Regions from separate parts of the Mus musculus genome. Here region 1 is linked to region 2. The links are chromatin loops, found by intact Hi-C in ENCODE. Cell type or tissue: gastrocnemius. All regions are shown on one strand.

Region 1 (8,000 bases), 1.1 Mb before region 2:
ACTCCCTATCTGTTCAATATAATACTCGAACTGACTAGACAACAAAAGGAGGTCAAAAGGATACAAATTGGAAAGGAAGAAGTTAATAATCACTATTTCAGATGATATGATAGTATACATAAGTGAACCCCAAAATTCTACCAGAGAACACCTATACCTGATAAACAATTGGATAAACCTCCAGGACAGTGGCTGGATACAAAATTAACTCAAATAAATCAGTAGCCTTCCTCTACTCAAAGGGTAAACAGGCTAAGAAAGAAATTGGAGAGATGACACCTTTCACAATAGTCACAAAAAATATAAAATATCTTGGTGTGACTTTAACCAAGCAAGCGAAAAGTCTATATGACAAGAACTTCAAGTATCTGAAGATACCTGCTCTTTTTCATGCATATAATATGTTATACATCAAAAACTTCAATTGTTTCAATAAAATGATTTAAATGAAAGTATAATCCAATCAAATAGAAATAAGTATGCATATTATTTAATTTGTAATTTTATGTTTATTTCATACAGTAAAAGACAATGACTGAAGATGTTTTTTTTTTTTAATGTAACATAAAGAACTTAAGCTAGACACCAAGAAACCAAACAGCCCAATCAAAGAATGGGGTATAGAACTAAACTGAGATTCAAACAGAGGAATCTCGAATGGCTGAGAAGCACATACGGAATTGTTCAAAGTTCTTAGTTATTAGGGAATTGCAAATCAAAATAACCCTCAGATTCCACCTTACACCAATCAGAATAGCTAAGATAGAAAACCTCCGGTGACAGCACATGTTGGCAAGGATGTGGAGAAAAAGGAACACACTCCTCCACTGCTAGGGGGATTGCAAACTGGTATAACTACTCTGGAAATCATTCTGGAGGTTCCTCAGAAAATTGGAGATAGATCTACCTGAAGACGCAGCTATATCATTCCTGAACATATACCCAAAAGATGTTTCACTATGCCACAGGGGCACATGTTCCATTATGTTCATAGCAGCCTTATTTGTGATAGCCGGAAGCTAGAAATAACCAAGAGGTTAAAAAAAAAAAGAATACTGAGAAAAATTGATTAATGGATTTACACAATTGAATACTACTCAGCTATTAAAAACAAGGGCAGCATGAATTTTACAGACAAGAGAATGGAACTAGAAAATATCATCCCGAGTGGAATAACTCTGATCCAAAAGTATGTGCATGGTATATACTCACGAAAATGTGGACTAAGTACAGAATACCAGGGATACAATCCACAGAACTCAAGAAGGTTAACAAGCTGAAGGACCCAAGTGAGGATGCCTCAATCCCACTTGGGAGGGAGAAGAAAGCAATCACAAAAGTGGGGGAGGGAGGGAGGGTCCTGGGAGGGAAAGAGGACATGGAGGGGAAGAAGAGAACATGATCTGGAATTGGGTGGTAGACCTGACTGAAGCCCTGAGGACCAGCAGAAGCAATGGAAACAGGTAACCTTGGGAGGTAGGATTTGAGGGGACCTTCCAGAATGTATCAGAGACTTGGAAGGTGAGAGAGTATCAGGACCCAAAGGGAGGGTCCTTAAATAAAATGCCCTACAGTGGGGAGAGGGAACTTGTAGAGCCCACCTGCAGTAGAAGACAGGGCATCAAGTGAAGGGATGGTATTGCTATCCCACAGTCAAAAACTCTGACTCATAATTATTCCTGTCTGAAAAGACTGCAGGGACAAAAATGGAGAAGAGCCTGAGGAAAAGGAGGTCCAGTGACAGACCCAAATTTGGATCCAGTTCAAGGGGAGGCCCTAATGCTATGACAATATTACTGATGCTATGGTGTGCTTACAAATGGGGGCCCTCCGAAAGGCTCAACAGCAGCTGAAAGTCTCAGATATAGATATGTATACTCAACTAATGGACAGAAGCTGGTGAATTAATTGAATTAGGGAAAAGCTGGAAAAAACTGAGGAGAATGTTGACTCTATATGAAGACCAGAAGTCTCAACTAACCTGGACCTCTGAGATGTCTCAGACACTGAGCCACCAACCAGGCAACATACACCAGCTGATTTGAGGCCCTCAAGATATATACAGCAGAGGACTGCTGGGTCTGTACTCAGTCAAAGAAGATGCACCTAGCCCTCAAAACACTTGAGACCCCCAGGAATGGGGAGGCTTGGTAGGGTGGAGTTTGTGGGTGGGGACATTGTCTTGGAGAGAGTGTGGGTATGCGTGTGTGTGGGTGGGGGGGGGGTGAGGTATGTGATATGAAATAGAGGGTGGACGAGGAGGGGAGAATAAGCCTGGACTGTAAAAAAAGATAGATAGATAGATAGATAGATAGATAGATAGATAGATAGATAGATAAGATTTGCAATTTATTAAACTCAAAAAAATTTTTCTTTTCTTTAAAGACATCAGAGATATTTAATTCACTCATAATGAAAAATGAATGAAATTTTACCATATGAAGCTACAATTCAATCAGTATTCACATGAAAACATACTTAAATAATTTTGTTATAAGGGTTATAATGATATAAAAAAAGAAATATGTAATAAATACCATAAAATAAAATATAGGGAAATGTAAAAGTAAGCGAAATTAAAAGGGAGCAAAGTAACAAAATAACAAAAGAGATGTACAAAATAGAAAGGACAAAAAGATGTTGAAGGGCAAGATAATGATTAGCTAATATATTTTATCACTGCTGAAGCCAGCAGATACATTAAAGAAAAAAATAGTCACTTAAATTGAATGACTAGACTTTACACAGGAGACAATGTCTTCTTGTTATCATCATGGGCTAATTACAATTATTTTCATACACTCATTCATATAAAGAACACATTATATTTTCAAAAGGGAAATAATGTAGTTCATTTTTCCTCACCACTATAAGATAGAACTGAAAATGTCAATTGTGTTGTTATTTTGATATATTTGTATTGTTTTTCCAAACATATTCTAAATTATTTTTCAATTGCAAAAGTATTTTCTAAACTTTTTTGATATAAGAATTTTGATAATATATTTTACACCCTAGCAATGAAGAAAGTTGGTACACATTAATTTTAAGTTATTCTTATCATTTATTGTACTACTGCTGCTGTTTCTGCTGCTTTCCTAAAAACAAAGTTCTTGCCCTGGTTCAAAAATTAAATTATTATTATTACTGCTTTTCTAAATACAAGTCTCTTTTTTTCTGTACAGAAAAAAAACAAAACAAAACAAACAAAAAAAAAAAAAACTGCCTTCAAGCTCTGTTAGTTGTGTTAAATTAGACTTCTTTCCTGTGCAGCTCTCTAACCTTTAAGAACTTAGCAACTAGGGAAAACAGTTCACTTCAAATGTTCCATGTTCTTTCTTTACATCATTAATGTCGTTATGGTGTCAACAAGAAGAAAGGCATAATAAAATAGGGTAAAGACAATGAAAGACCACATAGTCTCACGAGGAAAAGAAACCAAACCAAGAGCTTGACTATCAGCTCTGTGCTAGATAGATCTCTACTGGAGAAAGATCCACAAAGCAATGCTACTTGCATTGAAGACTCACTCTTTGCTGCTATCCCTTTTCACACCTAGAAGAGACCTCACAAGTTGAGCTGTCTAACACACTGGACACAGAGACGCAGGTAGTCTGAACAGTTAGTAGCTCTTTTCCTTCACCAAATTAATGAGTCTATGCCAATGAATTAAAAACACCTGACTGTTATGAAGCTGAACATCCAGCTTCCTTCTTTTGTTATGTGGTAAAAAGGATTCAAATCCCTGAATGAGAATCTCGCCAAGATTTCCTATCCTGTGGTCAACGTCACTGTGAACAACAGCCAGAAGGGGGCGATACACACCCACTTGAGAGAAGTCAAAAATCATGGTGTCTACAGGATTCTACACAGAATCAGTTCCTGTGGAACTTTGCCTGAGTTCTTAAAGTAGTACCAAAACTATGAATTCATAATTACACAATGTCTTACTTCTTCAGACCTGACCCTCCAATTAATGGATACAAAAGTTCACATGGAGTACAGTTCCTATTTGGTTTCTGAGATTCACAGAAACAAAAAGCACAGTGTTTGCAGTTGGTTTCTATAGGCACAAACTGCAGGTGGAGTAAGGCTATTAGTGGTAGTTTGAAAGAGTAAGCGATTCCTAGCTTGCTGGTATGTTTTGCAGGGCAGGAGGTGGTACTGGGGAGAAGAAAAAGCGGTAGTGAAGCATTTCAGTGTTAAGATTTTCCTGCTGTTTTTCATTGTTTATTTTCTATAGACATAAAATTGTGTCACACAATTTGAAGTTATTTCAAGTAACGGACATAAGAAGTGTCTATTAATCTATTTGGAAGATCCGTCAAGTATAACTCTGGTTGATACAGAGTCTTTTGATCACAAAGAACAAGATCTGACATTGTAAGGCAATTGTCCACCTTGCTTGTGTGTGCTTGGCAAGGAAAAGACTGGCAACCAAATAGAATAACAAAGAAAAGAAGTGAATGAAGACAGCGCAGTAAAGAAATGTGCCCACTTAGATGCCTGGGCAGTAGCATGAAGCTGGGCTATAAAAATAAGCCAAAGCACTCACAGTTGATGTTAAAATGACTTATAGCTCTCTTACCAATAAAACAACTTTATTATTATTGCACATTTCCATAATCACATAAGCTAGATCAAATAATACCATTTGAAATATACTGTGGATAAAGACCAAAGAGAGATTAATGTCTCCATTGGAGAACAACAAATAATAAAATATGTTGGACTTAAATTGTTTTTCCTTCACTAAATTAATGAATCCCTGCCAGTGAATAAAAACAGCTTCTTCATTTCTAACGTGTGCAATCATGGTTGGATGGTTAAAATAATAAACCCATAATGTCAGTTGGGATTTCCCAGTGTTGATTTAAATAATGCTGATAATAAAGTTTATCAGTGCCCAGCACACCAGGTACTAATAAATAAAATTGATATCAGCAATTGAATTACTTTTTAAAAACTAGCAAGTATTTTCACATGTCACATCTCCCTCAATCTTCCTAACAACCTAGTGGCAGTATACCATAGAAAAAGCTTTGACATTGCAAGCATATTAAATGTAAATTCCCACTTTAGTGTACAAACTAATGTCAGTTATTATGGGAGAGCAACAGAATTCATAAGTTGACCATTGTTCCAGGTGATATCTGAGGTAACCAATAAGTTAATGCATAGACAAATTCTCACAGTTAAAGCAAAACTGAATTAGCTTCATGTTAGAGAATCTTTTATCTTTATCTTTTATCATCTCAGTTCATGTTTACACTGAAAGACAGAAGGAAAATGTCACATTAAAAACAATAACAAAAAAACAACACAAAAACCTTTCAGTTTCTTTACTGACCATAAGATTTTTGCAAGCAAATGTCTAAATTTGAGTCCAGCATAGTATACATAGTGAGTCCATAGACAGCAAGAACTACATAGCAAGATCTTGTCTCAAAACAAAAACAAATCACAAAAAAAAAACAAATCAAATAATAGTAAGAATTACTTTCTCCATCTCTATTATATCTTTATTTTGAAAATCCACACTTTGTTAATATTTCTTATTTTGATTCTGGTAACTGTCTGATTATGTATATATAAGTAGGTTCTTTTAACAGGGCAATGTGCTAGCACAATTTATCCTCTAGTTATTTCTCTAGGTTATATAAAAATTAAAATTCTATTGGTATCTTTCTATGATTGCCTCATTTTTAACTAGAACTCTCAGGTTTAAAGTAATTTTATTATTTGAGGGGTAAGTTAGTATGTATTAACATGGTTTAAATTGTAAAACATGTGGATTTTTGATTCAAAGATCAGGAAATTACACTTATTTCCAACAAAGTACAGAATTTAATAAATAACTCATTATTAAAACATATTTAAGAAGAGAAGCATTGTCTGTCTGTAAATACATCATTGGAAAAATAAAGATAATGGTATCATCAGAGTGAACGTTAAGCAGAATAGTAGTAGGTTTAGTTTCTTTTAAGCCCTAAGGTATTAAATGTTAATGTATTCCCAGGTGGCCTCTTTAAAATGACCATTCAACAAAACCATCTGGGAAGTCTTTGCTTTCATATTAGCAAGGAAGGAAGTTACTGTAGGCAACTCTCAAATACAGCCCTCCTACAAACACTGGACAGTCCAGTAAGTCTAAAAACATGACAAAACAAAACAAAATAAAAGACATAAGCAAGAAAAAACAAAAACAATCAAACAAAACAAGAAAAGCTCAGTCCCTGTCACTACACAGAAGGAAGCCTGGATAGAAGTTACAGTTAGAGAAGTCTGAAAGTTGAGAGAATTAAGTAACAAATCAACTCTCATAAATTTGAAGTTTCAGGGCTTTAAATACAACATAGTTTATAATTTTGTAACTCGCAAGTTTAGATATGACTTTCAGTTTGAATGTCTCTCCTTAAAATGTATGTTTTCTCTTTTAATTTTTTAAACAATTTTTTATTAGATATTTTCTTCATTTACTTTTCAAATGCTATCGAGAAAATCCCCTAAACACTCCCCCTGCCTTGCTCCCCAACCAACCCACTCCTGCTTCCTGACCCTGGCATTCCACTGTACTGGGGCATATGATCTTCACAAGACCATGGCCACTGGATTTTTTTTTTTGAGTTCATTTTATATCCACCTACTTCAATGAAGCTGTTTATCAGGTTTAGGAGTTCTCTGGTATTATTTTTGGAGTCATTTATATATACTATCATATCATCTGCAAATAGTGATATATTGACTTCTTCCTTTCCAATTTGTATCCCCCTTGATCTCCTTTTGTTGTCTAATTGCTCTGGCTAGGACTTTGAGTACTATATTGAATAGATAGGGAGAGAGTGGACAGCCTACTTTTCTAGTCCCTGATTTTAGTGGGATTGCTTCCAACATCTTTCCACTTAGTTTGATGTTGGCTACTGGTTTGCTGTAGATTGCTTTTATTATGGTTAGATAAGGGCCTTGAATTCCTGATCTTTCCAAGACCAGGAATGTGTGTTGGATTTTTTCAAATGCATTCTCAGCATCTAACGAGATGATCATGTGGTTTCTATTTTAGGACTTGTTTATATAGTGGATTACGTTGATGGATTTCCATATATTAAAATATCCCTACAACCCTGGAATGAAACCTACTTGATCCTGATGAACAATTGTTTTGATATATTCTTGGATTCGGTTACTGAGAATTTTATTGAGTATTTTTGCATCCATATTCATAAGGGAAATTGGTCTGAAGTTTTCTTTCTTTGTTGGGTCTTTATGTTGTTTGGGTATCAGAGTAATTGTGGCTTCATAGAATGAATTGGGTAGAGTCCTTCTGTTTCTATTTTGTGGAATAGTTTGAGGAGAACTGGAATTAGGTCTTCTTTGAAAGTCTGATAGAATTCTGCACTAAACCCAGCTGTTCTTGGGCTTTTTTGTTGTTTTTGTTGTTCAGAGTCTATTAGTGACTGCTTCTATTACTTTAGGGGATATTGGAGTGTTTAGATCGTTAATCTGATCCTGATTTAACTTTGGTACCTGGTCTGTGTCTAAAAATTTGTCCATTTCATCCAGGTTTTCTAGTTTTGTTGAGTATAGCCTTTTGTAATAGGATCTGATGATTTTTTGGATTTCCTCAGGTTCTGTTATGACTCCCCTTTCTTTTCTGATTTTGTTAATTAGGATACTGTCCCTGTGCCCTCTAATGAGTCTGGCTAAGGGTTTATATATCTTGTTGATTTTCTCAAAGTACCAGCTCCTGGTTTGGTTGATTTTTTTTGAATAGTTGTTTTTGTTTCCACTTGGTTGATTTCAGCCCTAAGTTTGATAATTTCCTGCCATCTATTACTCTTGGGTGAATTTGCTTCCTTTTGTTCTAGAGCTTTTAGGTGTGTTGTCAAGCTGCTAGTGTATGCTCTCTCTAGTTTCTTTTTTGGAGGCACTCAGAGCAATGAGTTTTCCTCTTAGGAATGCTTTCGGTGTATCCCATAATTTTGAGTATGTTGTGGCTTAAT
Region 2 (8,000 bases):
CTACTGCTGTAATACTCTAAAATACCTGTTCTATCGAGTTCATTTTATTGATGAGAAAAGGTAAAATGACCTGACTTACAATCCCGATCCAAGTGGGATTTACTCAGGAGTTACTGTCCACTGGTTGAACAGCTTATTTTCAAATAAGTAATTTGATGGAGTCCATAGAAAACTAAATTAAGAAAAATTAATTAGAGTTTACTGTTTCATCCTGAATAGAGGTTTTATTTGTGCTTATACAGCCTGGTGGTGAAATAATTTTCGCATACCAGAATTTATTTCTATGTACACATACTCATTTTCATTTTTCATCTTCACTTAGAGGTTATAAACATTAAATTAGATAAAGGTAAGCTTTCTTTATAGCTAGTCATAACCCTCAGCTTTTGAACAGCTACTAAGAGGAGACTGTGCTTTCTCTGTATCTCCTGGAGACTTTCCACCCTCGTGCTGGCAACCCTGTGCTGCTAACTGATTAGGGAATCTTTTCAGAGTCCTTATTTTTATCCACAGTGCATTTTTTATTTGTTTGTTTTGGGGAAAAGTAAGGAGAGAAACTATGAAGAAACTTGGGATCTAATTAACAGAGTCATGGCTGACCCATATGACAGCATCAGATTTATTCATCTATTAATCTATGCCTTTTTTCTAGTTCAGAAACTTTTTTTCTGAAGTTACTGTCTTATCCTCTATGGATTTTATTTCTGTTCTTGTTTGTTTATATTTATATGTTTGTCTAAGAAATGAAGACTTGTGATATTTCTAAGAATATATGATAACTAAATGTCTAAGAGAAGATACATTCAGAATTTGTCAGTTTTCACATAGTATGCACACTTGATAGTCATAAGAAAACATTGTTATTGTGGTGTCAAAATAAATACAATTGGAAACTAGTTATCTAGCTAGCTAGATACACTTAAGATATTTTCTCTCTCTCTCTTTCTCTCTGTCTGTCTCTCTGTATGTGTGTGGGTTGGGATTAAAGGAGTTTGTAGTCCATGTTATGTGTGTATTTATTAGTAGTACATACAAGTCTGTAGTTTAGAACGATTTACTTGAATTTTAGATGTGCATAGCTAACCTCCTACCAAATCGTTCCACCTGGACATGTCTTAGTACTTCCCATTCAAGGATAACGATTGCTGTTTCCAAATCTGGTTTTCAATAAATGTAGCACTTATATGTGTGAATATGTAATTGAAAATCTAGGATGTGTCCCAGTATTGATTTTCAGTCCCTCTACTGCGTTATTTATCTATTTTCTTCGGGGTGCTCTCCTCACGGAAAAACTAGCCAGTTTATTTAAGTGAGGTTGTTTTACAGATACTTAACAAGATAGTGACTTCTTTCTACTGCTTTTACTCTTTAATCATACATTTGTTAGTGCAAACCATTAATAGTCTATCTGCTGTGAAGTTCATAAGAGCCTGAGTAGTTAGTATTTGACATGAACAGTATAGTCAGTAAACATTGTTTGAATGAGTGGATAAATGAATGGGTGAATAAAGTTTTATATTTTCTGATGTTTGACAGTAATTTCATTCCTTCATGATAAGCAGCAAGTCTCTTTCTAATCTGGAAACCTAATTCTTGGCATTAAGGTACTGATTTGATTTTTAGTTACATACAGTTTCAGTGCTGAGTACTCAAAGCCACCATTTCCATTTTGGGAATACAGTTGTATCTATTTGTATAGTCAGTGATCTCTTTTGGCTGTTTTGACTATATACTGTAACTATTTCTACTTTGAAAAAGCATGCCCTTGGTTCCTCTTATTACTTTGTATCTTTTTGTTCTAATGTTCTTTTATTGAGAAGTATATCTAAAAAAAACCTATACTTAAAAAATCTGTTTTAGTTATTTTAATTCTTTTGCTTTTGTCTTGCCCATTTTTAGCACAAAAAGGTTTGGTTTTGTCTTCATTCGTTTTTGTGTTGGATGTTTTATAGCTTACTCTCTCCATTAGTTAGGAAGTTTCCTGAATAGGCATAATACTTTCTAAGATTAAGAGTAACATTTGCTTGCACTGACATTGTGAGCTCTGAAAGTTCTTGTGTGTAAACAAGATCCCAGTAATTATTGTGCCTTCGCATTCCCTGTGAAAGAGAGGTTCTCTCATGGTATGGAAGTATTAAGCTGTTTTTTTGATGGATAATGAATAGCCTTGGATGATATCAAGCAAACAACCACTATAGAAAAGTGAATTGTCATTTCTTTTTGTCAGGTAGTGTTCTCTGTAGAAATAGTGGCAGCGGGGGAACGTGTCATCTGTTGGAGTTTTCAAGCTCCCTAGCAGTGGCTAACATGTATTTTGCTTTATTTAAAATTCAGGCAGTTATCTCTTTTGTGGTGACTTGTTCTCTTTTACTACCTGACTATCCTCAGACTGAGAAATGTGCCTATATACTTATTTCCAAGGGACTACTACTTATTCAGTTGTTACATACTTCCTAAATTTAAAGTTGTTATAGTACCGGAATTATAGTTTGAACTGCTAACAATTGCTTAATTCAGACTGTGGACTAAGTCATTTAAACTCTGTTCTGTCAGGGTATATTTTGATTTATTCATGTTGCTACAGCTGGACAGGGAGGTTTGTAACAGAGCTAGTTTATCACCAGGTTTTATTTAATTCTGGCCATCGTTCTTTGTGTTTTCTTCCTGGTTTGTCTTTCCTGAGCACACACATAGCATTATTCTGTGTTTCACCTAGTACATTCCAAAAATGTGAGTGAGATAATTTACTCACTGGAAGTAGGAAATTTCAGAGGGTCTTATGAAAACTGTTAAAAAAAACCAAACAAACCAAAAAACCCAAAACAAAACCCCAAACCACCACCACCACAACAAAAAACAACAAACAAAAACTCAAAACAAAACAAAACCCCAAAACAACAACCAAAAAACCTCCAAAATAACACAACAACACAAAATAAAACAAAGCAGACAAACCCTAGAACTGGAAAGACATCACAGCTCACAAAAGCCTAAGTTTGATCCTTAGAACACACATGGAAGGAAGGGAATAGAAAAATTGCCAACCACACAGGCAGCCAGGCTGGGTTGATGATGCATGTTTGCAACCCCAGCACAAAAAGAGTTGTGGCAGGTGCATTCCTGGGGCTTGCTGGCCAGCCTAGCTTGCTTGGAGAGTTCCAGGTCACTTGGAAATGGCACTTTTGGAATGACACCTGAGGTGGCTCCCTAACCTTCATGCACACACTCATAAAAGCTCTTAGAATCCCTGGTCTGAGAGAGCTGGATTTCCTCAGGGCTTTGTTTTCTGGTATTTGTTAAAGGCAATACTGCCCTCTGCTGTTCAGAATCTAATTGCAGCTCCTGTTCCCCAGAATTGCCTGTTTAACCACTCACACTTTAGACTTTCAAATCTTTACAAGTAATATGTAATATCTAAAATTTATTTTACTTGCTGGCTTGAGCCCATTGTATCAGGTAATTTTGGGTTATTTTTACATCCAAATTTATTTACTGCCACCCTAATAGGTGTAATTTAAGGATTTTTCCTTATATTTTTTAAAATAACACTTTCCTCTGGTTATAAGGAATGAGTTTTTCATTTTTATCTTAAGAATACAGTCTGCTGAATCACTGTCAACTCTTAAAAAGCTAAATCATTCTTTCACCTTTGTAACTGATGTGTCATTTTTCATTTCATTCTGAATACGAATCGTAATTTCTTTTGCCTGTGTTTTTTCTTCACAAGCACGCCTTTCATATAATGATAGAGGTAAGACGCATTGCTGTTTGTTTCATGGTTGTGAAAGCTTCTGTGGATGCACAGCAGCCATTTGTCCTTACAGTCGTGTTATTGTTGCTTTACTTTGCATCCCTTATAGTTTATCTACATTTTTGTTATAAAAGTCCTCTCTTTTGTATCCAAATATTATTCATTTGACATAGTAAAAACATTTGGTTTTGAAGAATTGTTAGCAGTATTTATGCTTATCTAAGGTTTCTTCTGATTGGAAGATAAAACCTAATGAGGGCATTAGCCCTAGGAACCCAGTAGTTCTTTAAATGTCAGCCTTACTCATTTAAATAAGAGATAACTTTCTGGTTTAGCTCATTATCTTTTAACTTAAAATCTATATTTTCCAATGTCATCTCTAGCTAATGAATTAGCTGCATAAATAACACCTTTGACAAATCTGTTGCTGCCTTGAAGGATAGGGCTGTTTGTATTAGTATGTAGAAGTATCTCAGGAATAAGCAGACTTGATGACAGATGGCTTTGCTAACCCCTTTAAAGAGTAGCCCAGAATGGGTATACTAATGCCACGGTGTAGGGGCTTTGGACAGTCAGACTTTACCAGTAACTGCAATTTCAGCATACATTCTTATGTCTTGAGAAGGAATGCACAGTCAGAGCCATTTCTGATGTGTGTCTTCTAAGTTTTATATATTGAATGGTTGTTGAAACAGCACTGGGAACTCGAGGGAAGATTTTCAGAAATTCTGTAGTCCTTGGAATTGCTATCTTCCAAGTGTTTCTGTGCATCACGGCAAAGCTGTGCTTCACGGATGCCATGAGTTACAGAGTTTAAGTTCCCTTTTGTTGCCTTGGGGTTTACATGTTTAATGATAGAAGTCTTAGGTGTTCTGAATACATTACTATTCTGATACTAATAAACTGAGAATAATTTCTAATATACCTTATACAATAATTAAAACTTAGATTTTAGAGATACATTTAAAACTTCATTCTAATCACTTCTTGTTAAGAAAACAAAAAGCTATATCAATGATTGGTATTTTGTATTGTGTAGTTATTTTTATTATGAAGCTGAGTTTTAAGCCCACTCTTAGGTATCCATGAATATAAAACTATAATAAGAGTACATCATCATTGGCAAGAGTGAGCCTTTGCAGATCTCTTTCTTCCTTTTTGAATATTGGCCAGTGTTTTGCTTTTTTATTTAAATTTTTTATACTGTTAAGAAAATTTGACAGTTGTATGTTTTGTAGCAATTAATAGAAAAATTCTGAGTAAATTGTAATATCAAATGTTGATCCCAGATTTCTCTCTGAGACGAAAGTATGTTACTAAGGGAAGCCCTGTAATCCTATAGGACCTTTGAAGTTTATCTTTCTATCTAGAAGACATTTAATATACTTTGAACTCCCTGTTGTATTATTAATCTGAGCTATTGAAGACATGACCTCAATCCTGTTTCATGTCTGTAGCTGTGCAATTCTGAACACAGTAGATGTGTGTGTTCTCTCTAGAGACACTATTGCTCAGTGGCTTTGTTGTCCTTTTTTCTCTGTTCAGTTATCTGAAGATTGTAGTATTGCTGCTTTGAAAAATTGATTATTGCCATTTCTATTTAGTTATTTCTTTATAAACTTATATGTTTATTCTTGGACCTTGCAGACTGTCTAGTTTTCTTTGCCTTTGCTAGATTGGTGTTCGCCTTTTCCTTTCAGTCCCCTCAGTCAGCCTGTCCATGCCAGTAGAATCCTATTACAGGCAGAGGTGGCTGTAGAACGGTAAGGGAGGATCAGCTTCCCATAGCAACTTCCCAGAGAGACAGAGTCACAGTGAGCCTGGCCTTCCTGTAGCGTTTGTAGATAGCCTCTTTGGTCTGTCACTCTGCTAAACGGAAGCACTTTGGCTTTATTAACCTTTTATATTTTTAATTTGAGAAGAACAGCAATTTTTTAGACATTTAAAAACAAACATGACTTCAGAATGAATCACAGGAAGTCTTTCTTCTGCCTTACTTTAAAAAATAGGAGTTTTCAAGCCTTTAAAGGACTACCTACAAGTTGCATTCTTTTTCTATAAAATATTTTGAACTTTTTTTTTTCCCCTGGGGTAATTTTGATGCTTAATTGAAAACTCATAGACTCCCAAACAGACTAGTGACTGGAGGATGCCTATAAGGAGCACTGTAAGTTGTGGAACATTATGAAGATCTAAAAGGGGAGAAGAAAGTTAGGGCAAGATGTACTGATCTTGGATAAAATGTCATCTTTTAGTATCTAAAGTGCTACTGGTAGTCTCTCCTTGCCACAAAAATTTTAGTTCCTTCTCACAAAATGTAAATAAGCACTGAGACATTCCTGATGTGTGTTCTGCTGGCTTCCAGAAGCTTCTTCCATTCTGCGTGAGCTGCAGACGGTAAACTGAGAGGACACTTTAAACAACGGGTTGCTATTCTGTTGGCATTGGGAGTTCTCACTTTTCTTTCTCCTTTATGTAGTTCCCTGGCCCTATTTTAAAGATCCATCATGGTAGCACTCTTGTCTCTTATTCAACATTCTATCTTTCCAACTATGACTACCATTTTTCTAGATTTATTTATACTTTTATTTTTCTTTTCAGTTATTCTTAGAGAATGATTTTTATTTCTGGTCAGTTTGGGGAAATAGCTAAAGAGATGGACTGTTAGTATCTTGAAAAGTAAAAATGAACAAAGATTGTCTATAGAAACCTTTCTCTTTTTTGTTTGTGGTTTTTCTTTTTGTTTTGTTCTTGTTTTTGTTTTTGTTTATTTTGAGACAGGGTTTCTCTGTGTAGCCTTGGCTGTCCTGGAACTCACTCTGTAAACCAGGCTGGCCTCGAACTCAGAAATCCACCTGCCTCTGTCTCCCAGGTGCTGGGATTGAAGGTGTACACCACTGCCTGGCTTTCTCTCTCTTTCTCTCTCTCTCTCTCTCTCTCTCTCTCTCTCTCTCTCTCTCTCTCTCTCTCTCTCTCTCTCTCTCTTTATTTTGAGACAAGGTTTCTCTGGGTAGCTCTCTCTGTCATGGTACTTGCTCTGTAGACCAGAGTGGCCTCAAATTCATAGAGATCTACCTGCCTCTGTCTCCTGAGTGCTGGGATTATATACTTGTTTGAAACGACTGGACATTGTGAAATTAATGAAGAAAAAAGTTAATGTTAGACAGCTACTACAGAAAGTATTAGATTTTGAGATTGTTTTTTTGAGAAATGCTCTTACTTTGCTGTTTTGATACTTTTAAAATCTGTGTCCTTTAAGAGATATAAGCTGAATAAGGCCAATGACATACTATTAAGAGTGTTCTGAAATTCACAGAACATCTTGCGAACATTGGGTAGACTGGCTGCCTACTCTTTTCACCTTCTTTTCCTAAGTAGCAGCAGCACTGATGTTGCTAAACATTGCCTGCTTTGTGGTTCCCACTAATGCCCTAGCATCTAAGTTCTCGCAGGCTGGAAGTTAAAGTCACATTGATGTTATAGTCCCTCATATGCCATGGTTTCTGTTAGAGCATTATTCAGTATAACCACCCTTTTTTCATTTCAGAATCAACGTCTTATTTTCTACTTATTTATAGCATTATTATTATTTATCTCTAGGACCCAGGACCACCCCCACCTTCCCCATTACTAGGGTTGAAGCCATTGCAGCTGTTAGAAGTGAAAGCAAGGGGAAGATTTGGTTGTGTCTGGAAAGCCCAGTTGCTCAATGAATATGTGGCTGTCAAAATATTTCCAATACAGGTATGTTTATTGAAATTCCCTAGTCTATCTACTTCTGTATTTTTAAAGCTGTAACTGGTTAGGACATTATAGCTCATAAACAGCCTGACTATATAAACTATCCATTCTAAAGTGATTGATTGTGATAGTTGGGAAAGTAACCTAGCCTTTCTGCGCTGCTGTCACAGCTGAGATGGAATGACTTAATGCAGCACTAGACTTTGTTGGCAGGATTGGAATCACAGTACATGCACATGTAGTCAATCTTTTGTTAATAAAATCTAAACTATTCCAGTCAACAACTAAGCTTCCTGTCTGGGTAGTTATCTTGTCTCCTCGGCAGGAAAGAGCAGTAGACCGTGCTTTACTCTAGAATTGGTGTTTGCAGTTACATGGCCAGACTGATGTCTTTTCATTGCACTTTGAGTATTTGTATGTACTTTTTCCCCTATTTTTTGTTGGTAATTCCTCAGAGGCAGTGATTCAGGTTTCAAAGTATTAGTTTACTTTGTTTTCCCATTCAATG

Evidence for each region. A loop is a pair of places that touch in the nucleus more often than their neighbours do. Peaks named below come from ENCODE experiments on the same cell type or tissue, not always from the same donor. Only the 100,000 strongest peaks of a DNase experiment are listed, where the experiment ranks them.
Region 1: a loop joins it to region 2, with 24 times the contacts of the local background. A loop is called at or near these places in 28 of 42 quality-filtered maps.

The regions. Positions count from the first base shown.
Region 1 is chr2:47,782,227-47,790,226 of GRCm38, forward strand. No RefSeq gene overlaps it. Among named protein-coding and RNA genes, the nearest start is that of Gm52576, 48 kb to the right of the region's middle. In gastrocnemius, a CTCF peak has its summit at 3,812 (motif pointing right); a DNase peak (open chromatin) is centred at 3,811.
Region 2 is chr2:48,882,947-48,890,946 of GRCm38, forward strand. Acvr2a (activin receptor IIA) reads left to right here. Exons shown (of 11, transcript NM_007396.4): 5 at 7,352-7,495. Among named protein-coding and RNA genes, the nearest start is that of Orc4, 62 kb to the right of the region's middle. In gastrocnemius, a CTCF peak has its summit at 3,327 (motif pointing left); a DNase peak (open chromatin) is centred at 3,231; H3K27ac peaks cover 753 bases.